Regions from separate parts of the Homo sapiens genome. Here region 2 is linked to region 1. Evidence: read pairs that join two places in POLR2A ChIA-PET (ENCODE). Cell type or tissue: A673. All regions are shown on one strand. Links, peaks and the distances in the headings refer to the core of each region. The heading gives the core; the rest is flanking DNA.

The links. Peaks named below come from ENCODE experiments on the same cell type or tissue, not always from the same donor. Only the 100,000 strongest peaks of a DNase experiment are listed, where the experiment ranks them.
Region 2: POLR2A ChIA-PET joins it to region 1 with 16 read pairs; 4 of 35 experiments call an interaction of 5 or more read pairs at or near these places.

Annotation. Positions count from the first base shown.
Region 1 is chr1:226,024,318-226,036,656 of GRCh38, reverse strand. No RefSeq gene overlaps it. Among named protein-coding and RNA genes, the nearest start is that of SDE2, 31 kb to the right of the region's middle. RefSeq lists an enhancer at 6,410-6,459. In A673, for the core only: no CTCF peak of the experiment used is centred there; no DNase peak of the experiment used is centred there.
Region 2 is chr1:226,093,017-226,105,355 of GRCh38, reverse strand. No RefSeq gene overlaps it. Among named protein-coding and RNA genes, the nearest start is that of LINC01703, 16 kb to the right of the region's middle. In A673, for the core only: no CTCF peak of the experiment used is centred there; DNase peaks (open chromatin) are centred at 4,285, 4,625 and 7,325; H3K4me3 peaks cover 1,412 bases.

The sequences.
Region 1 (12,339 bases), core at 1,813-9,812:
ATGCTTGGCTAATTATTTTCTTTTTTATAGAGACAGGATTGTACTGTCTCTTATAATTGCATGTAAATTGGCCTGGCACAGTGGCTCACACCTCTATTCCCAGCACTTTGGGAGGCCAAGGTGGGTGGATCACTTGAGGTCAGGAGTTCGAGACCAGCCTGGCCAACATGGTGAAACCTGTCTCTACTAAAAATACAAAAATTAGCTGGGCTCAGTGGCACATGCCTGTAATCCTAGCTATTTGGGAGGCTGAGGCAGGAGAATCACTTGAACCCGAGAGGCGGAGGTTGCAGTGAGCCGAGATCGTGCCACTGCACTCCAGCCTGGGCAACAACAGTGAAACTCCGTCTCAAAAAAATTGAGCCACCACACCCAGATAAATTTTGTATTTTTAGTAGACACGGGGTTTCACCATGTTGGCCAGACTAGTCTTGAACTCCTGACTTTGTGATCCACCCGCCTCCGTCTCCCAAAGTGCTGGGATTACAGGCATGAGCCACTGCACCCGGCCTACCTGGTGTTTGTTAAATGAACACTTGGGTGAACTGAAAACACCCAGTGATGCTCCAGAAAGGAGCACAAGTGCAGTAGGAAGGGGAGGAGTTTTTCCTATTGGCAAGAGGCCTCATGGAGACTACATCATGGTAGAATTGGTAGAATTGGAACTGCTCTGTGAGCAGCAGAAAGAAGGAAAGTGAGAAAGGAAGAGGGAAAAACCTTGGGGCTATTCCCTGGGAGTCTTAGAGCCAGCAGGAGATTCTTCTTTCACTGCTGCCCACAGGCAAAGAGGGAAGTAAAAAGGTGAAGGAAGATACAGAGAGCTCCTCTGTCTCTGCTGTGCCTCCTTTGCTGAATTCAGCACCTACATGCTAAATGCAAAAGCCCTTTATTTACTCAAAAGAAGTTTGGACTCAATGGTCCCAAATGCTTGGCACCTCTTTCCTCCTCAGGTAGGATGAGAATCCCTCTGAACAAAGCTGGATAATGGCTTTACTATGTCCATGGAAATTTTCCCCCTGGGAATAATGCCTTTCTCAATTATATGGGCATTTTCAGTGTACACCTCTTTGGAAAAGGTCAAGAACAAGCCATATAAATACAATCTTTTCTAATTATACATTTATATTTGGGTAAAAGTTCTTTCATAGTAGGGATCAAAGAGAATATAGAACTTAAAGACAGAGAGAACTCTCCAGAAGAAAGTCTGAACTTACCTAACAAAAAGTTAGATGAACAGCATTGGTTGTTTTTTTTCCTTTTTTTGCTTATATATATTATATGCCTTACAATGAATATGTCTTACTTTCCTAATAAGAGAAAAAAGCAATACGTTTATTTAAACCCTAAGAATTGCTGCCGGGCGTGGTGGTTCACACCTGTAATCCCAACACTTCGGGAGGCCGAGGTGGATCGTTTGAGGCCAGGAGTTCATAACCAGCCTGGGGAACATAGTGAGACCCCGCATCTACAAAAAAAAAAACAAAGAAAGAAAAGAAAAAAACCTATAAAAATCCGGGTGTGGTGGCACACACCTGTGGTGCCAGCTACTCGGGAAGCTGTGGTTGGACGATCACTTGAGCCAGGGTCGAGGCTGCAGTGAGCTATGATCATGCCAGTGCACTCCAGCCTGGGCAACAGACAGAGACCCTGTCTTAAAAAAATAAAATAAATAAAATAAAATAAGATAAAAAAGAATTGCTCATTAGCGGACATGGAGTAAAGGTTATCAGAAGAAAAAGCAGAAGGGCTGAGGCCATCTTGCTCAGATTGGAGGCTTATAGGATAAGGGAGCATATTTGTTTCCTATGCTGCATAACGTATTACGACAAATGCACTAGTTTAAAACAACTTCCCTTTATTATCCCACACCCTGTGAGTCAGGGGCCTGGGCATAGTGCAGGCCGCAAGGCTGTCATCATGGTGTCGGCCGTGGCTCAGCTCCATCTGGAGGCCTGACTAGTGACAGATCTGCTGCCAAACTCATTCGGGTTGTTGGCAGAATTTGGTTCCTTGCTGCTGTAAGACCAAGGGCCTGGATTTTTGCTGACTGTTAGCTGCCCTTAGCTCTATGAGGCTGCTCACAGTTCCTGGCCATGTGGACCTCTTGATAGGTCCTCTTACAAAATAGCAGCTTGCTTCCTCAAAGCCACTAAGGGAGGAACAGAGCTAGTGGGGTAGAATTGTATATAATGTAATCTAATCACAGACTAACAGCCCATCACCTTTGCCATATTCTGTTGGTTAGAAGTAGTCTTAGATTGGGAGGCTGAGGCAAAAGGATTGCTTGAGCCCAGGAGTTAGAGGCTGTAGTGGGCTATAATTGCATCTGTGAACAGCAACTGCACTCTAGCCAAGGCAACACAGTGAGACCCCATCTCTTTAAAAAAAAAAAAAAAAAAAAAAAAAAAAAAAGAAAGAAAAAAACAAGAAAAAAAAAGAAGCAGTCACTGGACCCACCCACACTCAAAGGGAGGGAATTATATGATTATACAAAGGTGTGAGTTACTAGGAGGTGGAGATCATGGGGACCACTTTAGAGTCTGTTCCTTAAAGGGAGCTCAGAAATTCTTTTGGGATCCATATCCCCTTGTCATTCAGCATTCCAGTACATTCCAGTGGCTGTCCTACTGCAAGCACCTGGGATTCTTCACCTGACAGTTTTCCTTCCACCTGAGACACAGACATGCTGAAGGGTTACTGACCCTACGAGCAGGCCTCAGCCAATGATGGATGGAAACCGGAGGCTCCCCATCTTCCTCACCTCTTGGGTAGGAAAGCTCAGAGGCATGTTCTGCACTGTCTCCCAGGGTCCCCAGTAGGACTGAACCCCAGCTGCAGTTACACAGAAGCAACTTGCTTAATAATGTTCCTTTTCTTGGCTTCCTTCCCTTTCCTGCCTTACTTCCCCACTCTAGTCTTCCCGCAATCACCTCTTAAACAAACTAGTTGAATCTAGAAACAGAAAGTAGAGTGATTGCTAGGGGGTAGGGGAAGGAGGGAATGGGGAGTTATTTGGTTTAAGGTATACGGTTCAGTTTTACAGGATGAAAAGTGTTATAGAGATGGATGATGGTGATGACTGCACAACATTGTGAATGTGTTTAATATCACTGAATTGGACACTAACACTTATTAAGATGGGGCCGGGCACGACAGCTCACGCCTGTAATCCCAGCACTTTGAGAGGCCTAGGCGGGCAGATCATCAAGTCAGGAGTTCGAGACCAGCCTGACCAACATGGTGAAACCCCGTCTGTACTAAAAATACAAAAATTAGCGGGGTGTGGTGGCACATGCCTGTAATCTCAGCTACTCAGGAGGCTGAGGCAGGAGAATCGCTTGAACACGGGAGGCAGAGGTTTCAGTGAGCCAAGATCATGCTACTGTACTCCAGCCTGGGTGACAGAGCGAAACTGCATCTCAAAAAAAAAAAAAAAAAAAAAAACCAAACAAAAAAAACAACTTATTAAGATGGTAAATTGTATGTTACATGTATTTTCCACAATTTAAAAAAATGAAACAAAACGAAATATACAGAACAAAACTAGTCGCACTCAAATCCTGCCTTAAGGTGTGATTCTGGGACAACCTAACCTAAGGTAATAGGAATCTATATTAATTTTGGGTAGCAGAGAAAAAAAGCACTTACAAGCTGAGTTTAGGGTTATTTATACATGGCATCCAACTAAAAGAAACCTGAAATCAGCAAAGACTAGAAATGAGAAAAAGAGTCTAGCAGGTCTGGGGAGGAAAATGAAGAATCAGACACCATCTTCAACAAGTTAGTCAAATGTGACTAACCTGGGAATGGTTAAATTTCCCAGCTATAGATAGGTAATATCCTAAGATTCCTCACAGTGTAATAAAGCAGATTTTTTGCATCCTAAACCTGAACGTAGCAATTTGGACATGTCACAGAGGCAGGGCACAGAAGAGGCAGCCAGACTTCAGCCCTCCAGCGATTAGTAAGTAGAAGTGACCAGCAGTTTTGGGCTGCCCAGCACCTATTGCCACTATCTTGTTAATTGTACCCTGTTTTTCCTTGAATGTCTCCAAGATACCTCAAAATCAGTAAGTCGAAAACCAAACTCATGATTCTCCCTGCCAGACCCAGGCTTCTTTGAGCATTCCATAGGTCAAGATGGTGCCATCATCCATCTATGTAGGCAAGCCAAATATGATGGCCCCAGACTGGTTCCCTTCTCTCCTTCCCTGTATACAATCCGTCACCAAGTCCTGCAATTTTACTTCCTCAATTTCTTATGGGTTTTTGTTTTGTTTTGTTTTGTTTTTGTTGTTGTTGTTTTTTTTTTTTTAGATGGAGTTTTGCTCTGTCACCCAGGCTGGAGTGCAGTGGCATGATCTCGGCTCCCTGCAACTTCCTCCTCCTGGGTTTAAGCCATTCTCATGCCTCAGCCTCCCAGGTAGCTGGGATTACAGGCATGCACCACCACACCCAGCCAAGTTTTTCTTTCTTTTTTTTTTTTTTTTTTTGCATTCTTAATGGAGATGTGGTTTCTTCATGTTGGCCAGGCTGGTCTCAAACTCCTGATCTCAGGTGAACCACCCGTCTCGGCTTCCCAAAGTGCTGGGATTACAGGTGTGAGCCATGGTGCCAGGCCTACTTCCTCAATTTCTGTTAAACTCATCAATTTCTCTCTGTATCCACCACTATGACTACTCCAGTCCAAGTCCCTGCCATCTCAGCTTCCAAAATAGTTTCCCAGCTGTGTCACTCAGTAACAGGGCAATCCCTGTGTGATGGTTAATTTTAGGCATCAACTTGACTGGATTAAGGGATACTGAGCTGGTGAAGCATTATTTCTGGGTATGTTGGTGAGGGTATTTCCATAAGAGATGGGCATTTGAATCAGTGGACTGAGTAAAGAAAATCCACTCTCACCCAATGTGGCTGGGCACCATCCAATCCTTTGACGGCCTGAATAGAACCAAAAGGTATAAGACAGGCAAATTCTCACTTTCTCACTCCTGAAACTGGGACACCCTCTTCTCCTGCCCTTGGATGTCAGAACTCCAGGTTCTCTGGTTCTTTGGACCCTGGAACTTGCACCAGCAGCCAGTCTGTTTCTCAGGCCTCTTGCTTTGGACTCAGAATTACACTGTCAGATTCCCTGGTTCTCTAGCTTGCAGACAGCATATAGTGAGACTTCTCAGCCTCCATAATCATGTGAGCCAATTCCTATAATAAATCTTCTCTCGGCTGGGCGCGGTGGCTCACACCTGTAATCCTAGCACTTTGGGAGGCCAAGGCGGGCGGATCACCTGTGGTCAGGAGTTTGAGAGCAACCTGGCCAACATGGTGAAACCCCATCTCTACTAACTACAAAAATTAGCCTGCGTGACGGCAGGCACCTGTAATCCCAGCTACTCGGGAGGCTGAGGCAGGAGAATCGCTTGAACCTGGGAGGCAGAATTTGCAGCGAGCTGAGATCGTGCCACTGCACTCCAGCCTGGGTGACAGAGTGAGACTGTCTCAAAAAAAAAAAAAATGAAAAATAAATCTTATCTTCTATCTATCTATCTATCTATCTATCTATCTATCTATCTATCTATCATCTATAATAAATCATCTCTCATCTCTGTCATCTATCTATCCATCCATCCATCTCTCTCTTTCTCCTATTGATTCTCTGTCTCTCTGGAGAAGCCTAATACACTCTGGGCATACAAAGCCCTCCTGACACCCCCTCAGTTTCTTCTTAGGGAACTGCCCCTGGCCACACTTCCCAACCTCAGGACTCCTACACATTCTCACAGTCCATGTACCTCATTGTTTTTAGCGTTCAGTCATAGTTGTAACATAAAACATTTGTAAATATATTTTTATTGTGAGAACGTTCAGTATAACGAAATACAGAGAACAACATATCAAGCACCTATGTAGTCATAACCCAGAATTAACAATATTAACACATGTTAACTTTCTGCCATATTTATTTCAAATTTCGTTTTACGTTTAAAAGAAATCAAACATAAAACAGATGTGGTTAAAATCCACTTGAACAGTATTTCCCTTCTCCTCCACTTCTGTTCTCTCTCCCTCTTCAGAGGAACTAGCAACAAGAATTTCAATGTATTTCTTTCTCATTCATGTTTTTATGCTTTTAATAGATAAGGTGTATTTTCAAAACCATTGGTTGTTCCTATTGTTTTTTGGTTGTTGTTGAGACAGAGTCTCGCTCTGTCGCCCAGGCTGGAGTGCAGTGGCGCTATCTCAGTTCACTGCAACCTCTGCCTCTTGGGTTTGAGCGATTTTCCTGACTCAGCCTCCTGAGTAGCTGGGACTATGGGCACGCACCACCACGCCTGGCTAATTTTTGTATTTTTAGTAGAGACGGGGTTTCACCATGTTGCCCAGACTGGTCTTGAACTCTTGAGCTCAGGTGATCTGCCTGTCTCGGCCTCCCAAAGTGCTGGGAATACAGGCGTGAGCTACCGCACCTGGCCTATTCCTACAGTTTCTAAAAGCAGATATAATTAGTTTTAATTTAAACCACTTTGATTTCATTCAAGCCGAGAATATCTTGGTCCTCAGATGGTGGATTCAGAAGGGAACCAAAGAGGGTTTTCATTCTGTCTCATCGTGGAGAAACAGCAGCAAGAACAACCAGCTCATCTTTCTTCTTCTTCCACTTCCCCCCAAGTACCAGAGGGGAGCTGGGGCCAGCAATATCCATCAGAGAATATCAAAGCAGAAGCACATAATGTTTTGGCACCTGTGGGCTTACCTGGTGGCATCATAAGCATCTAACACCAGCCCTGAGAGTTGAACATTTTAAAAATAGGTAAAAATACAGTGGATGAACAGGTGGCCTCAAGTTTCTGTGCCGCCTGGTCCTGGAGACATGGTGCTGTGCTCAGGTTGGCTTCCAGCCTACTTCCAGTCTGCTCCCTGTCTGCTTGAGCCATGTGGCCCTGCTGCTGGAGGCTTGGCATCTGAAGATGTGAAGCTTTTGGTTAAGAGGCTCAAAGTGCCTCTCAGTTGTTACATGGAATTAATAAGGGTGAGTAAGTGCCCGCGGCCTTCTCTGGGACACTTTCCCCTCTTTGGTTTGTTACAGAAGATAAGGCTAAATAAATTTTATATTGATTGCTTCCAGACACAAAGGAGGACATCAAAGAGGAGTAAACTCCTTTCTTTCCAAGTGATAGCGCCAGCCAATCTGTCTAGTCTAGATTGAGAATTATACCTTGCCGTGACAAAGGGTCCAAAGAACATAGTCAACTCATCATCCTTGGCCAGGAATAAAGTTATTGCTTCTTAAGGGGCGGAGAACTCTCTGGCCTCATATCGTTAACATACTTGCCACCTCTAACTAGACCCAGTCAGGCCCAATGAGCTCCATTAGAGTGAAACTCAGAACCTGCTAATACCGAAGTGTCAATGGACAACAGTATTTGTTTATGTGTAAAACTGGTACTTTTTTTTTTTTTTGGTGGAAAATGAGGAAGTGAAAAGAACGTGACCTTTGGAGTCACACAGACCTGGGTTTCTCTCCTGGCACCGCCTCTGACCTGCTGTGTCACATGAGCTTTCTGAGCTTTAGTTTCCACTTCTATGACACAAGGAGAAAATTCCCATCTTATAGGGAGAATTTAGTGAAAGGACTGAGCATTTTTTCTGGGAGATGATTGGATCCCTTCATCTGATTTTTTTTTTTTTTTTTGAGACAGAGTCTTGCTCTGTTACCCAGGCTGGGGTGCAGTGGCCCGATCTCAGCTCACCACAACCTCCACCTCCCAGGTTCAAGTGATTCTTGTGCCTCAGCCTCCCAAGTAGCTGGGATTACAGGCACGCACCACCATGCCCGGCTAATTTTTGTATTTTTAGCATGGACGGGGTTTTGCCATGTTGGCCAGGCTGGTCTCGAACTCCTGACCTCAAGTGATCTGCCTGCCTTGGCCTTCCAAAGTGCTAGGATTATGGGCGTGAGCCACTGCACCCGATCCCTTCATCTGAATTTGGAGAGGGCAAAAGTTTGAACTCTGGGTTGTGCCTGGGAAAGGTGGATATGAGGTGAAGATCAGATTCGGGCAACCACAGGAGTTGACAGAGTCTGCTGGCCCTGCCATCATTTAGTGACTGGTAGAAGGCTGCTGCGGTGAGAGCTGGCTTTGCTTCGATCCTGTTAAGTAAACCACCAGGATGCTTCAGTGTTTGGAGCGGCCTTCTTTGGTCACCCACTGTGACCTGGGGCAGAAAGCTTCCAATCTCGTTCCCACGGGAGTGTTAGAGTGTTATCCATGTTAGGAAAGAGAGTGGTTTTCATTTTCAGAAGAACACGAACACATTGGCCTCCAGATGAATATGCAGCTTCAAAGCTTCTAAAATAGCTGGCTATCCCTTGTCCTGAGTTTTTGCTCAAGGTTTATGACACTGCTGTCGGATGTCTGTTGCCCCATATTGGCTAGACCGGAAAAGTGGAATCTCTTCTCCCTCTCCACATCTGAAAGAGCAACACTGTCTGCTGTCCTACAGAGCCTGTCATTGATCTATGATTTGGCCTCTCACCTTAGACTGTTCTCAATAGGTAGAACAGCGCTCCACCTTCGCCCATGTGTAACATTAGGCTGTATAAACACTACCAAAGGAAACATACATTATTCAGGGAATGTGAGTGTGTAGGTCCCACGCCCACAGTGTGTCATGGACTCACCAAAGAGATGTGTTGCAAATAATGAGTGGCATCTTGTTTCAAACAATGCAAAGCCAACAATAATAGGAAAAATGACACTTCTCTGGATTCTCCAGCTAAGAAAACACAAAGCAGTTTTGGTGGATGGAGTTCAAGCCAATGACTTTTCTACCTAAATTATTCTTTTAGTTCTTTCAAGCTGGTTTTGCAAGGTTTTAAGGAAGCCACCCAGTTGTGGGTGGAGCATTTTCTTCTGGGAGCTACTCCCAGGTACATGAAATATCATTCAGAAATGAGCAAGACATGTTCACAAGGCCAAGGGCTTCTTTGGGGCCATAGTTACACTTCACTATGTGCTGTTCACACATGGATTTTTGGTTTGACTTGTAAACCCTAGCCTGTTGTTGGCAGGCATTAAAAAATATGTGTCAGCCAGGCGTGGGGTCTCACGCCTGTAATCCCAGCACTTTGGGATGCCGAGTTGGGAGGATCACTTGAACTCAGGAGTTTGAGACCAGCCTAGACAACAGGGCAAAACCCCATCTCTACACAAAATACAAAAAATTAGCCGGGTGTAGTGTCATGTGCCTGTAGTCTCAGCTACTGGGGGGCTGAGGCAGGAGAATCTCTTCAGTCTGAGAGGCCAAGGCTGCAGTGAGCTGTGATCGTCCCATTGTACTCCAGCCTGGGTGACTAAGTGAGACCCTGTCTCAAAGAAAAAAGAAAGAAGGAAAGAAAATATGTGTTAATGATGGGGAATCTGATCATTAAAAATATGCATATATGTGGAATAATAAAGTATATGATATTTATCCTTCCTTTGTTTGTTATGACAGTATTTCCCCAGAGCTTAGGTGGCAGGTATCAGAGTGTTTTACATGTAGTCCACATCTTGTATTACATGCTCATTCTCGGAGTTGGGCTTTGGCAGAGATGCTAAACACACAGATGCCAATTAGGAAACTAAAATCCAGTCATTACCCAGAGATTAAATATTTCAACACAGTGTCTCAAACTATAATTAAAGGCAGTGAGCTTTGTTACTGGGAGAACAAAAACAGAGAGAGGCAGACAACTATTTTTGGAATTGTCCTTATCTTCAACACGATCTACTCTATACATTTATCAAGTTGTTTACTGTACTTGCAACTTTACAAATCAGTCTAAATAAAACATCATAAAATGACATGTTTGCTGGCCGAGTGCAGTGGCTCATGCCTGTAATCCCAGCACTTTGGGAGGCTGAGGCAGGAGGATCACTTTTTTCTTTTTCTTATTTTTTTGAGACAGAGTCTCTCTCTGTCACCCAGGCTGGAGTGCAGTGGCATGATCTCAGCTCACTGCAATCTTTGCCTCCCGGGTTCAAGCAATTCTCCTGTCTCAGCCTCCCGAGTAGCTGGGACTACAGGCGGCCACCACCATGCCTGGCTAATTTTTGTATTTTTAGTAGAGACAGGGTTTTACCATGTTAACCAGGCTGGTCTTGAACTTCTGACCTCAGGTGATAGGAGGATCACTTAAAGCCAGAATTTCAAGACCAGCCTGGGCAACAAAGTGAAACCCCATCCCTACAAAATATTTGGTGACACACATCTGTAGTCCCAGCTACTCGGGGAGGCTGAGGTGGGAGGATCACTTGAGCCCAGGAGGTTGAGGCTGCAGTGAGCTAAGATTACGCCACCGCACTCCAGCCTGGGTGACAGAGTGAGACTCTATCTCTAAAAATAAATAAGCAGGGCCAGGCGCAGTGGCTCACGCCTGTAATCCTAGCACTCTGGGAGGCAGAGGTGGGCAGATCACTTGAGGTCAGGAGTTGGAGACCAGCATGGCCAACATCATGAAACCCCCGCCTGGGCGCGGTAGCTCACGCCTGTAATCCCAGCACTTTGGGAGGCCAAGGCGGGCGGATCACGAGGTCAGGAGATCGAGACCATCCTGACTAACACGGTGAAACCCTGTCTCTACTAAAAATACAAAAAAATTAGCCGGGCGTGGTGGCAGGTGCCTGTAGTCCCAGCTACTCGGGAGGCTGAGGCAGGAGAATGGCGTGAACCCGGGAGGTGGAGCTTGCAGTGAGCCGAGATCACGCCACTGCACTCCAGTCTAGGCGACAGAGAGAGACTCCGTCTAAAAAAAAAAGAAGAAAAAAAAAGAAAGAAACCTCCTCTCTGCTAAAAATACAAAAATTAGCTGCGCATGGTGGTGGGCACTAGTAACCGCAGCTACTCCAAAGGCTGAGGAGGCAGGAGACCGGAAGGCGGAGGTTGCAGTGAGCCGAGATTGCGCCACTACAGCCCGGGAGAAAGAGTGAGACTCCGTCTCGAAAAATAAATAAATAAACAAACAAACAAATAAGTGATGCAGCTGTGAAGTGGCCTAGGGAGAAGTAGGGAGGAAACAGGCAAAAGAAGAGATGGTAGGAATAAGAGACAGAGAGAGACAGACCTCCTCCCTGCCACCCCCAGAAAGGTTAAGAAAGAAAATTAAAAAAAAAAAAAAAAAAAAGCCAGGCACAGTGGCTCACACCTGTAATCCCAGCACTTTGAGAGGCCGAGGTAGGCGGATCACTTGAAGTCAGGAGTTCGAAACCAGCCTGGCCAACATAGTGAAACTCTGTCTCTACTAAAAATACAAAAACTTGGCTGTGTGTGGTGGCGGGCACCTGTAATCCCAGCTACTTGGGAGGCTGAGGCAGGAGAATTGCTTGAACCTGGGAGGCGGAGGTTGCAGTGAGTGGAGATAGCACCACTGCACTCCAGCCTGGGCGACAGAGTGACACTCCTTCTCAAAAAAATAAAAAATAAAATAAAATCAATCAATTAAAATCCGTAGTCTTTGCACCACATTTTAAGTGGTAGTACAGTTCAATTTTGCCCTAAATTTACTATTTGTATTTTGTTATATCTTCTAAATCAAAGTATAATTGCAAGAGTATAAAGTACACATACACTATGTGCATGTCTTGAGCATATACTAATAAAATTATTTACTTTTTTTTTTTTTTTGAGACGGAGTCTTGCTCAGTCGCCCAGGCTGGAGTGCAATGGCGGGATCTCGGCTCACTGCAAGCTCCGCCTCCCGGGTTCACGCCATTCTCCTGCCTTAGTCTCCTGAGTAGCTGGGACTACGGGCGTCCGCCACCACGCCTGGCTAATTTTTTTGCATTTTTAGTAGAGACGGGGTTTCACCGTGTTAGCAAGGATGGTCTCGATCTCCTGACTCGTGATCCGCCCGTCTCGGCCTCACAAAGTGCTGGGATTACAGGCGTGAGCCACTGAGCCCGGCCAAAATTATTTACTTTATAAATATCAAAGTTTATCATTGTAGAAATGACAGGTCATATATAACAGTATTTATCTATCTATCCAAGTCAGAAAAAATTACTTGCTGAAAGAATTAAGTTTAAAAAACCATTTCCTACTACCTAAACATTTGGTCAGCTAGCTTATGATTTCATTTGTCTGTTTTTATCCTGTTGTTTTTGCATCATGTAAGTACATTCTTAATGGCTTTTTAAACAAACTAAATGAGTAAATGTGGATAAAAGGCTTAAGAGTGCTATATAAATGTGTACATTATTATTATTTCTGACTCTGGAAATTAACAGAGCTAAGAATATTTTTAAGGTGCTGAGAACATTTTACTATATTTTTACTTATTTTTTTTTTTTGAGATGGAGTCTT
Region 2 (12,339 bases), core at 2,486-10,485, 68 kb before region 1:
GCTACTAGATGATTTTGCATTACACATGTGGTTCACATTAAATTTCTGTTAGATAGCGTCAATCTTGGGAGGGAGTATGGCTAGAGAAGAGGAGTTCACAGATTGCACTCTGGGGCACTGCTTTACGCAGAAGCCAGTGATATGGGGAAGAACCAGCAGAAAAGCCTGGGATGGAACAGTCTGAGAGGTAGGAGGAAAACCAGGTACGTGTGTTGTCCTGGAAGCTCCTGGAAGAGGGCGTTACCAGGATGAAGGGAGCCATCTGGTCAGATGGATGTTGCTGCAAGATCAAGTAATGAGGACAAGGGATGAACACCAAGTTCAGCAATGGTGACGCTGGCAAGAGCAGTTTTGGAGGAACAGCGAGGGCCAAGCCTGATGGGAATAGGTCCAGGAGAGAGCAGAAATGGACTCATCCGCAGGAATGGACTCATCAGCAGAGTTTTGCTGTAAAGGAAGAAGGGAGGGGTGACTGGAGTAGGAGGTGTGACAGGAAGGGCTCTTGTATAGCTGGGAGGAATAGCAGCATGCGTCCTGCTGATGGGGATGACTCGGAGAGGCCAGAGTGGCTGGAGCGGAAGTCCTGAGTGGGAGGGAGCTGGGTGGCATGCACAGGGACAGCTGGAGTCTTGGCCGGGGGGTTGAGGGTTCACTCATAGGTACAACAGGGAGAGCAGAATTCTTGGGCCCAGATGCAGGGCGGTGCGTGAGGCAGTGGTGGGAACTTGTGGAAGTTCTCTTCTGATTGCTTCAATTTGGTACTTTGGATTTGCCTCTGAATCGGTGTTCCCCATTTGCAGTTATCCCCTTACCTATCCCACCATCAGAACTCTTCTTTTTATTATAAGACTGAAGGAAAACAGCTCCCAGTGAAGGCATATGCCATCTCCTTTGCTTCTTGTATGCTCCAGGGCCTGGGCAGCACTGGCTCCCTTTCCTTCCCACATCCAGGACCAGTTCCTCTTCTTGCCAACCCCCACAGAGTCTGTCTCTCCTTGGGACACAGGTGAACTCGGGCCCTAGCCTCCCTCTTATCCATGGTTTGTGGGGCTGTGCAGGTTACTGAGTTCTCTCAGCTAAGACAGCTGCATTCTGATGAGTCCTGCTCTGGACTCGCCTTTCTAGCAGTGTTGAGTACAGTCATGCATCACTTAATAACAGGGATATATTCTGAGAAATGTGTCATTAGGTGATTTTGTCTCTGTGCTAACATCCTAGAGTGTCCTTGACACAATCCTAGATGGTAGAGGCTACTACACACCTGGGCTACACGGCGTAGGCTATTGCTCCTGGGCTACAAACCTGTACAGCATGTTACTGTGCTGAATACTGGTAACACAAAGGTATTTGTGTATCTAAACAGAGAAAAAGTATGGTGAAAATATGGTATAAAAGAGAAAAAATATGGGCCAGGCATGATGGCTCACACCTGTAAACCCAGCACTTTGGGAAGCCAAGGCGGGTGAGTCACTTGAGGTCAGGAGTTCGAGACCAGCCTGCCCAACATGGTGAAACTCCATCTCTATTAAAAATAAAAAAATTAGCTGGGTGTGGTGGCATGCACCTGTAGTCCCAGCTACTCAGGAGGCTGAGGCAGGAGAATTGCTTGAACCCAGGAGACGGAGGTTGCAGTGAGCTGAGATCACACCACTGCACTCCAGCCTGGGTGGCAGAGCGAGACTTCATCTCAAAAAAAATTAAATTAAAAATTTAAAAAAGAGGCCGGGCGCTGTGGCTCACGCCTGTAATCCCAGCACTTTGGGAGGCCAAGGCGGGTGGATCAAGAGGTCAGGAGATCGAGACCATCCTGACTAACACGGTGAAACCCCGTCTCTACTGAAAATACAAAAAATTAGCCGGGCAAGGTGGCAGGCTCCTGTAGTCCCAGCTACTCAGGAGGCTGAGGCAGGAGAATGGCGTGAACCCGGGAGGTGGAGCTTGCAGTGAGCTGAGATCACGCCATTGCACTCCAGCCTGGGCGACAGAGCGAGACTCCGTCTCAAAAAAAAAAAAAAAAAAATTTAAAAAAAGAGAAAAAAATGGTATCCCCGGCCGGGTGCAGTGGCCTATGCCTGTAGTTCCAGCTATTAGGGAGACAGGTGGGAGAACTGATTGAGTTCAGGAGTTTGAAGCTGTAGTGGGTGATGATCGTGCCTGTAAATAGCAACTGCTTTCCAGTCTGGACAACATAGTGAGACGCCACCTCTAAAACAACAACAACAACAACAACAATGCAAAACGAAATGGTACACTTGTATAGGGCACTTACCATGAATGGAGCTTGCAAGGCTGGAGGCTGCTCTGGGAGACTCAGTGAGTGAGTGGTGAGTGCCTGTGAAGGCCTGGGACATTACTGTACACTACTGTAGATGTTATAACACTGTACACAGTGTACACTAAAATGACTTAAAATTTTCTTAGGCAAGGCACAGTGGCTCATGCCTGTAATCCTAGCATTTTGGGAGGCCGAGGCAGGCAGATCACTTGAGCCCAGGAGGTTGAGATCAGCCTGAGCAACATAGTGAAACCCCATCTCTACAAAAAATAACAAAATTAGCTGGTCATGATGGTGTACACCTGTAGTCCCAGCTACTCAGGTGGCTGAGGCAAGAGGATCGATTGAGCCCACGAGGTTGAGGCTGCAGTGAGCAGTGATTGTGCCCGGGTGACAGGGTGACACAGCAAGACTCTGTCTCAAAACAAACAAAACCCACCTTTACTAAAGATACAAAAATTAGCTGGGGTGGTGAAGCACACCTATAGTCTCAGCTACTTGAGAGGCTGAGGTTAGGGGATCACTTGAACCTGGGAGGCAGAGGTTGCAGTGAGCCAAGATTGCTCCACTGCACTCCAGCCTGGGTGACACAGCGAGACCCTTAAAAAAAATTTAAACTTTTGGACTCTTGTAATAACACTTAGCGTCAAACACAAATACATTGTAGAGCTGTATAAAAACATTTTCTTTCTTTATATCCTTATTCTATACACTTTTTTCTATTTTTATAATGTACTACTTTTTTTTGTTTTGTTTTGTTTTGTTTTTTGAGACAGTCTCACTCTTGTCACCCAGGCTGGAGTGCGGCGGTGCAATCTCGGCTCACTGTAACTTCCACCTCCCGGGTTCAAGTGATTCTCCTGCCTCAGCCTCCCAAGTAGCTGGGACTACAGACGTGCGTCACCTTGCCCGGCTAATTTTTGTATTTTTAGTAGAGACGGGGTTTCATCATGTTGGTCAGGCTGGTCTCGAACTCCTGACCTCAGGTGGTCTGCCCGCCTCAGCCTCCCAAAGTGCTGGGACTATAGGTGTGAGCCACCATGCCCGGCTTTTTTTAGTTTTTAAACTCTTTTGTTAAAACACAAACACACACAGTAGCCTAGGCCTTCACAGGGTCAGGACCATCAACATCACCATCTTCCACCTCCACATCTTGTCCCACTGGAAGGTCTTCCAGGGCAATAACATGCAGGGAGCTGGCATCTCCTATGATAACAATGCCTTCTGGATTCCTCCCGAAGGACCTGCCCAAGGCTGTTTTACAGTTAATGTGTTTTTCTTTTTATAAGTAGAAGGTCTATACTCTAAAATAACAATAAAAAATATAGCATAGTAAACATATAAGCCAGTAACATCGTCATTTGTTGTCATTATCAAGTATTATGTACTGTACATAATTATATGTGCTGTACCAGAGGTCTCCAACCTTTTTGACAGCAGGTTCTGGTTTCGTGGAAGACAGTTTTTCCACAGACTGGGGTAAGGGGGAGGGATGGTTTCAGGATGATTCAAGTGCATTACATTTGTTGTGCACTTTATTTCTATTATTATTATATTGTAATATATAATGAAGTAATTATACAATTCACCATAATGTAGAATCAGTGGGAGCCCTGAGCTTGTTTTCCTGCAACTAGACATCCCATCTGGGGGTGATGGGAGACAGTGACAGATGAGGCATTAGATTCTCATTAGGAGTGCACAACCTAGATCCCTGGCATATGCAGTTCACAATAGGTTTCCGATTCTAGGAAAATCTAATGCTTCTGCTGATCTGACAGGAGGCGGAGCTCAGGCAGCAAAACCAGTGTTGGGGAGTGGCTGTAAGTACTGATGAAGCTTTCTTTGGGGGCTGGCCCGCCGCTCAACTCCTGCTGTGCCGCCCGGTTCCTAACAGACCATGGACCAGTACTGATCCACGGGTTGGGGACCCCTCTGCTATACTTTTATATGACTGGCAGTGCAGTAGGTTTGTTTACACCAGCGTCACCATAAACACGTGAGTAATGCATTGGTTGCGCTAAGACTTAAGAAGGCTATGACATCACTAGGCCATAGGAATTTTTCAGCTCCATCATAATCTTATGGGGCCCTGTCTGTATGCGGTCCGTCATTTATAGAAACTTTGTCATAAACTCATAACTGTAATTGGATTTGTGCTTTCTTTTTTCTTTTTTTCTTTTTTTTTTTTGCCTTGCCACCCTCTTCCTAAAACTAGGTCCTGGAGGACTGGACCAAAACTGCTTCCCGTTCTTCCTCCACAGCCCAGCACAGTGTGGTGTGGTGTATAATGAAATGAAATTGGGCCTCCGGAAAAAGCGATTTCCAAGTGTGTTCCGCAGGTGCCTGACGGCGAGGATCCTGTGCGCATGCGCCCACCCACCGAGCCTTAACTGTGGGAATTAGGCATTCTTCCTAAATGGTTTGACCTCGGGCCCTTTTAAAATCTTAATGCTTGTTAACAACATCCAAGGCCATGAATATACTTCGGGAAATACAGTCTATTACTCTTTTTTTTTTTTTTTTGAGACGGACTCTTGCACTGTTGCCCAGGCTAGAGTGCAGCCGGGCGCGGTGGCGGGTGCTTGTAATCGCAGCCACTCGGGAGTCTGGGGTCGCTTGAACCCGGGAGGTGGAGGTTGCAATGAGCCGAAATGGTGCCACTGCACTCTAGCCTGGGCGACAGAGCGAGACTCCCTCTGAAAACAAAAACAAAAACAAAAACAAAAAACAAACAAAACCCCCACACATTAGTAGTAGTTATTACCGTGGTCTTCCAAAGGGATTTTTCTCTTTCAAGCAGCAGTTTGGGACTCTTACCTGTTGTTTGCTGGTTATTACCCAATGGTCCAAGGAGTGAAATTTTTGAAAAACTAAACACTAGCTAGGTGTCACCACGAAGTGAACGCTGAATATAAAAGTCATCATTAATATTCATAAAGTAAGTCAGTGGAGAACAATGACTACATTGGTTAAAATCTGGTTTGCACAGAATATTTTAGGAAAACATTGTTTAGGACCCAGTATCCTCCCTCAGTGTGGAAGTCAGTGAATGAAAATTGTATTTGACAAGTTGTTCTTTAAGAAGACACTGCTTATGTGAAATGAAGTCAACTTGAATCCAGTTATGTGTGTCTGTCTCTTACATAAAAAGCCCAGAGGTAGGAATTACAGAGTTGGATGTGCTATGGTCTAAATGTTTGTGCCACCCCTACAAATCCATATGTTGAAAAAATTTTTTTTTCCTTTGAGATGGGGTTTCACTCTGTCACCCAAGCTGGAGTGCAGTGATGTGGTCATGGCTTATTGTAGCCTCAACCTCTCAGACTCAAGTGATCCTCCCACCTCAGCCTCACAAGTAGCTGGGACTGCAGGCATGCCACCACAGCTGGCTAGTTTTAAAACTTTTTATAGAGATGGGGTTTCCCTGTGTTGCCCAGGCTGGTCTGGAACCCCTGGGCTTAAGCAATCCTCCCACCTCACCTCCCAAAGTGCTGGGGTTATAGGCATGAGCCACCATGACTGGCTTGTATGTGGAAATTTTAACCCCCAATTTTTTTTTAACTTTCATTCTCAAAGGAGGTGATTAATCCCCAAATGATGGTATTATGAGGTGGGCCCTTTGAGAAGTGATGAGATGAGGGTGAAGTCCTCATGACTGGGATTAGTGACCTTATAAGAAAGGCCCAGAGAGCTCACTAGTTCCTTTCTCTCTTTGAGGACACAGCAAGAAAACACTGGCTGGCTGGCACAGTGGCTTACACTTGTAATCCCAGCACTTTGGGAGTCTGGGGTGGGAAGGTTGCTTGAGGCCAGGAGTTCCAGACCAGCCTGGGCAACATAAGCAAGATCCCGCCGTCTCTATAAAAAGTTAAAAAAATTAGCCAGGCATGGTAGCACATGCCTATAGTTCCAGCTTCTTTGGAGGCTGAAGTGGTAGGATTGCCTGAGCCCAGGAGTTCAAGGCTGCAGTGAGCCCTGACTGCACTACAGCACTCCAACTTGGGTGATACAGCAAAACCCTATCTCCAGAAAAAAAAAGTTATCTAAAGAGAGTTTGATAGACCTAGCTCATCTCATCCTTCCCACCAGGCCCCACCTCATAGGCCACTGCCCAGGCAACAGAGTGGCCGTGTGGATCCACCTCACTGTGGCTGGGATAGGGAATGGGATCACATGGTCTGCCTGGGGCTGCCCCTTCAGTGGGGAGCTGTGGGCTGGGCATTTCATCTGTAGGAGACTGTGAGGTGAGAGGAAGCAGAGGATATTCTGTGGGAAGAATCTTCATGGACCAGGTGATAAGTGAGCTAGATTTGGAAGAATGGGTGGGATTCTAGTGAGCAGAGAGGGGTAGAACATTCCCGGAGGGGTAAAGGAAATAAAGTATATATTACAGAGCAGGGGGAGCCTCGTGTGGTTGGAGCTGGGAGGTATGGGGAGATGGGGAGGGCAGGGGGAGGGGAGGGGAGAAAGAGTGGAGAGAAATCAGGCAGCGTTGTGCTGAGGCCAGAATGGGTAGGGGCTATATTTTGGGTAAGCTGGGGGAAAGTGGAACTGATGTTCTCTGAGCTGTGCTCTAGGAATCAGAGAGCAGATGGAGGCTGGAGGTAACTGGGAAGGAGCCCACACCTTTCTGGGCATCCTTTGTCATCCATCTTCCTATGTCCAGGCAGGAGCCAACCTGCTCTCCAACCTGGCTTGCACTTGGCTGAACAGACAGTCACTGCCCACTGAGTACCCGTGGGCTCTTCTACCTTTCCAGAACCCTGGCTGCTGGCCAGTGGGCTAGTGCTGGCCAATTGGCTATAATCGGAAGTGTGACCTATATGTGAAAGCAAACAGAGTCTTGGGACCCCAAACTCACTATGCCAAAGGGAAAGTTAAGTTTGGGAACTGAGTCACAGAAAAACTGCCTTCCTTTTGTTCCCAAACAGATAGCGGTAGTTTCACAATCCTGTGTCATAGCCTCATTCGTAAGCCAGGTTCCCACAACAATAGAAGGCTACATATTTCCCAAATTGTTCACAAGGAAATTCCCTGTGGGCCCCTAAACCTTTCAGAATACACATTCCCCTATAAGCTAGTTCTAAAATCAAGTTCTGTTAAACTTCACCCTGACAATGTCAATTATCAGCTTATCTTCACAGGGACAGGATAAGGACAAGACTAGAAATCATCCCTCCTCCTACCCCAAGACTTTGCATAATTGACTTGGTCCTCTGTTTCACATGTAAAAGGTACATTCACTAAGGCTAATAGGAACCTAAGATTGTATCCATTTGCCTCATTGTCTACCCTTCTAGGAGCGCAGTGGAGCGATCTCGGCTTACTGCAACCTCCACCTCCTGGGTTCAAGTGATTCTCATGCCTCAGCCTCACAAATAGCTGGGATTACAGGCATGCATCACCATGCCTGGCTAATTTTTGTATTTGTAGTAGAGACAGGTTTGCACCATGTTGGCCAGGCTGGTCTCGAACTCCTTGCCTCAGGTGCTCCACCTGCCTGGATCTCCCAAAGTGCTGGGATTACAGGCGTGAGCCACCACGCCCAGCCCCCTTACCCCGTTTTTTTTTTTTTTTTTTTCCTCTTCTGCTTGCTCTTTCCCCTTCAAATACTGAAGTTCCTGAAACCTTCCTTGGAAAAATCACAGGTTGTAGATGCTTCTGTGACTTGTTTTTGTTTTGTTGGTTTTTTTGCATCCTCAATCATGGTTAAATAAGCTTCTAATCAATTGAGACCTGCCTCAGTCACTTTTTGGTTTACATGTGTCACTACTGGATCAAAAGGTGTAAGTTCTCCATGCCCTCTCTTCCCATGCCATGGTGACTGGTGATTGTCTAGATGGTGGCTCTTCTAGCAACCTGGATCCCTGAGACCCTAGGTGGAACAGAGCCCTGCCCTTCCATCCTCTTTTCTCCACTGCACTGAGCGTATAACATGATTGAGAAATATACTTTGTTGTGTGAAGTCATTGAAGTTTGGGGCTGATTTACTGCGGTAGAACCTAGCCTCACCTGACTAATAGACCAGCTGAGGGAGCTCCTTGCTCAGCGGCATGGGTTCCCCCGACACCCCCACCCCACACAGAGGTAGGCTGGGGTTGAGCAGAGCAGGGGAGGACAGCAGGACTTTGACCCCTGGAGGATTTGGCTTGGATTTCCCTCTCTTTTTTTTTTAATTTAAAAAAATGTATTTATTTATTTACTTAGAGACAGGGTCTTGCTGTGTTGCCCAGGCTGGAGTGCAATGATGCAACCTTAGCTTACTGCAGCCTCGGACTCCTGGGCTCAAGTAATCCTCCCACCTCCGCCTCCTGAGTAGGTAGGACTACAGGAACACACCACCACATCTGACTAATTTTTTTTTTTTTTTTTTTTGTAGAGATAGGTTTGCTATGTTCCCTAGGCTGGTCTCAAACTTCTGGCCTCAAGCAATCCTCCAGCCTCAGCCTTCCAAACTGCTGGGATGACAGGTGTGAACCACCACCCCTGGCTCAGACCTCTCAAAGGGCTCACTGCCTCCAGGGGGACCACAGCTGGGCTGAGCCTGCATTGCCTGAGCGCATACACCTCCACTGTAGAGGGAGAGGGCACCTGCCAGTGGAGGTCAGCCGCAGGCAACACAAGGTGGATTGTGTCTGAATCACCAGTAGCTCTATACAGCAAGGACCCTGTCCTTGAAGCACTGAGGCTGGAGACCAGACTGGGTCCTCAAGGCAACAGCTTCAGTCACCTCCTCCAGCCTTTCCTCCGAGGGGAGCTCTGAGCAAGACAAGCTTGATCATGTTACTTCCCTACTTAAAAACCTAGGATAGGGGCCAAGCAAAGTGGCTCATACCTGTAATCCCAGCACTTTGGGAGGCCGCGGCGGGGGCGAGCGGATCACTTGAGGTCAGGAGCTCAAGACCAGCCTGGCCAACATGATGAAACCTCATCTCCACTAAAAATACAAAAATTAGCTGGGCGTGGTGGTGTGCACCTGTAGTCCCAGCTACTCAGGAGGCTGAGGCAGGAGAATTGCTTGAACCCAGGAGGCAGAGGTTGCAGTGAGCTGAGAGGGTGCCATTGCACTCCAGCCTGGACGACAGAGCTAGACTCTGTCTCAAACAAACAAACAAACACACACCACCTCCAATAGGCCAGGCTGCTCATGCCTGTAATCCCAGCACTTTGGGGAGCTGAGGCAGGAGGACTCTTGAGTCTAGGAGTTGGAAACTAAACAGGGCAACATAGAGAGACCCTGTCTCTGATTAAACAAACAAACAAAACCCATAAAAATTAGGATAAGGTCCACATACCCTGGTCAAGCTTCAAGGTTGTTTGCAACCTGGCCCCAGGAAAGCAAAGTCCTGAAGAGTGGCTGCGGCAGACTGGCTCCTTCACCATTGCTCTGCTACAGCCACTACCAAGAGTTTTGTCTTCCCCAACTCCCTGATAGGTTCATGCACCTGGACAGTGGCATAAGCCATTCCCCACACCTAGAATGCCCTCACATGTCTCCTGCCCCTTTGCCTCTCTGGCCTGCTTTCGCTCCCTCCACCCTCTAGGACTCCCTCCAGCTCCTTATGGCCTGGAGGTCCCTGCCCACAGTCCCTGCTGCCTCTCTGAGGTGCAGACAAGGGATCATCATCGTCCCCTTCCCAAACTCTGTGCCAGGCATGATGCTGGGTGCTGTATACAGAAGTGAGCAAAGTGAACACAGTCCTTGCCCTCCTGGAGCTGATGGTCTTGGGGGCAAATAATCAGACAAATAAATCTAGAAATCTCACACTGAAGGAAAAACAGGGTGGAAGGGATCTATTCTAGAGGTGAGTGGGGGTTGCTAGGGAAGATCTCTTCAAGGAGGTGGGGTTTTGTTTTTCTTGTGGTTTTTTAGAGATGGGGTCTCCTTCTGTTGCTCAGGCTGGAGTGCAGTGGCATGATCACGGCTCACTGCAGCCTCCAATTCCTGGGCTCAAGTGATCCTCCCACATCAGCCTCCTGAGTAGCTGGGACTAACAGGTATGCACCATCAGGCCCAGCTGAAGAGGTGGTTTTTAAACTGATGCTTCCTCAGGGTGGAGAGGCCTTGCTGGATAGCGGGCAGGAGTGTACAGGAGGAGAAGGAAGAGCATGTGCCCAAGCCCTGAGCAAAGGTGGGAGAGGGTAGAAGAATGACCCTAAACTGCAGAACCCTGTAAAACCCAGGGCATTCTCCTTCCCCAGCATTTTCCTCTTCTGCTTCTCTTTCTCTCCCCCATCCTGTTTTCCCACCAGCCCTGCCCCCCACCCTTAACTATGGCAGGTGCCAGGGATGCACCTAGCACTGTGCTTAGGCTTTACACACTGTCATTCCCCAGCAGCCCTGGGAGACAGGTGTAATCATACCCATTTTACAGACCAAATAACTGAGACTTGGAGAGGTTAAGAGAACTGCCCAGGGTTGCTGGCCAGCAAGTGGTGAAACACATATTCAAGCCAGGGCCTGGTGTTTGTGCTGCCCTCTCTGTCCTGAAGAACCCTGCCTGGAGCTTGCCTTGTGCCCCACGGTCCTGCCCAGGCAGGAGGCTAATCCCCTTCTTGCTTGCTCACTATCTCCCTGCCAGGTGAGGGGATTGTGGAAGTGGAGGAAGCCATTGCATGGGGCCAAGCTGCCTCTCAGGAGCCCTGGACCCTTCCACTGGTAATGGAAGACCAAGACGGTGCTGAGCTATGAATGGCTGAACAGTTTCAGCCCAAACCACTCCATGGGCATTGCTTTTGCTGCTGGCTTCAAGCGCATCTGCCACAGTCTCAAAGAAAGTAAATTCAGCCTGGAACGGTAGCTTACACCTAAAATGTCAGCACCTGGGAGGCCAAGGCAGGAGGATAGCTTGAGGCCAAGAGTTCAAGACCAGACTGGGCAACATAGGGAGACCCGCCTCCATCTCTACTTTTAAAATAAGTTTAAAAATAAATAAATAAAATGGAGCCTCGGTAAATCGGAGGCAGCCAGGTCCAATTGCAGTTCCAGTGGGCACCAGGAAGAAGCCTAGGGCAGGAAGCTGCCTTTACTGGACGCCCCCCATTCCCGATGCAATCACCCATGACATTCCATTAATCGACAGCAGCCTCTGGAGAGGCAGTGGTGACAGAAGCTCTCATTTTATTGCTGAATGAACTGTGGCTCTTGGGGTTCAGTCACATGCCTAAAGCCACACAGCCAGTGCAAGGGGAGCCGGAGTTGGAACACAGGCTCCCTGACCCCAAAGCCCCCATTTCTTTCCAGCCACTACTTCCAGCAGGCCTGGCAGGGGCTGGGGAGAGAGGCCAAGCCCTTGCAGGGTGGTCTAGCAAGCCAGGGCCCAGCTGGCTCCCAGGAGCTAAGTCTATAAAGCTTCCCTGACAAGAGACACTTGGGGTCTTCCCAGCCCTTTGCTGGCAAGTTTTATTAGAAATGTCTTTCTGGCACTGTGGTCAAGTATTTTTGGAAGTTTCTAAGCATCTCGACGCTTGGAAAAGTGCATGGTTAGGCTGGAGAGAAGACTCTCAGGGAGTCGTGCTGAGGGAACAAAACTGGTGATCCAGGAAGTGAAATCAGCTTCATTTCTTTATGATTCTGCGGCCTTTTCCTGACCCCAGGACAGATCTGGGAAGCGGTAGGTCAATAGGCTCCTAGTTTGTGTGTGTGATGGTGGTGGTGGGTGGAGGATGAACTGAAGGGCGAGGTTTCCCAGCCTTCTGAAATCCCCTACCTCTGCTCCCTGTAGACAGAGGCGCTCTCTTCTGCTGTCTCCTTGTAAGATCCTGACAGCTTAACTGACTAATAATTTCTAGAAGCAGGGCTTCTTCTTGATACCCTCCACAGAGGTCCTGGTGCAGGATGTAAAAGGAAAGAAAACTCACCCGTTCAGGAGACCAGGAAAGGGAAGTTTTATGGATTTAGGAATCTAAGCCAGAGCAGCTCTGAAGTGAGTCACGATTTCTTAAGCACACACCATATTAAGCAGCTCATCTAGGCATTGTACATCTATTTTTAATACCACTATTGATGTATATCTTACATATTGTATAACTTACTCATTTCAAGTGTACAATTCAGTGAA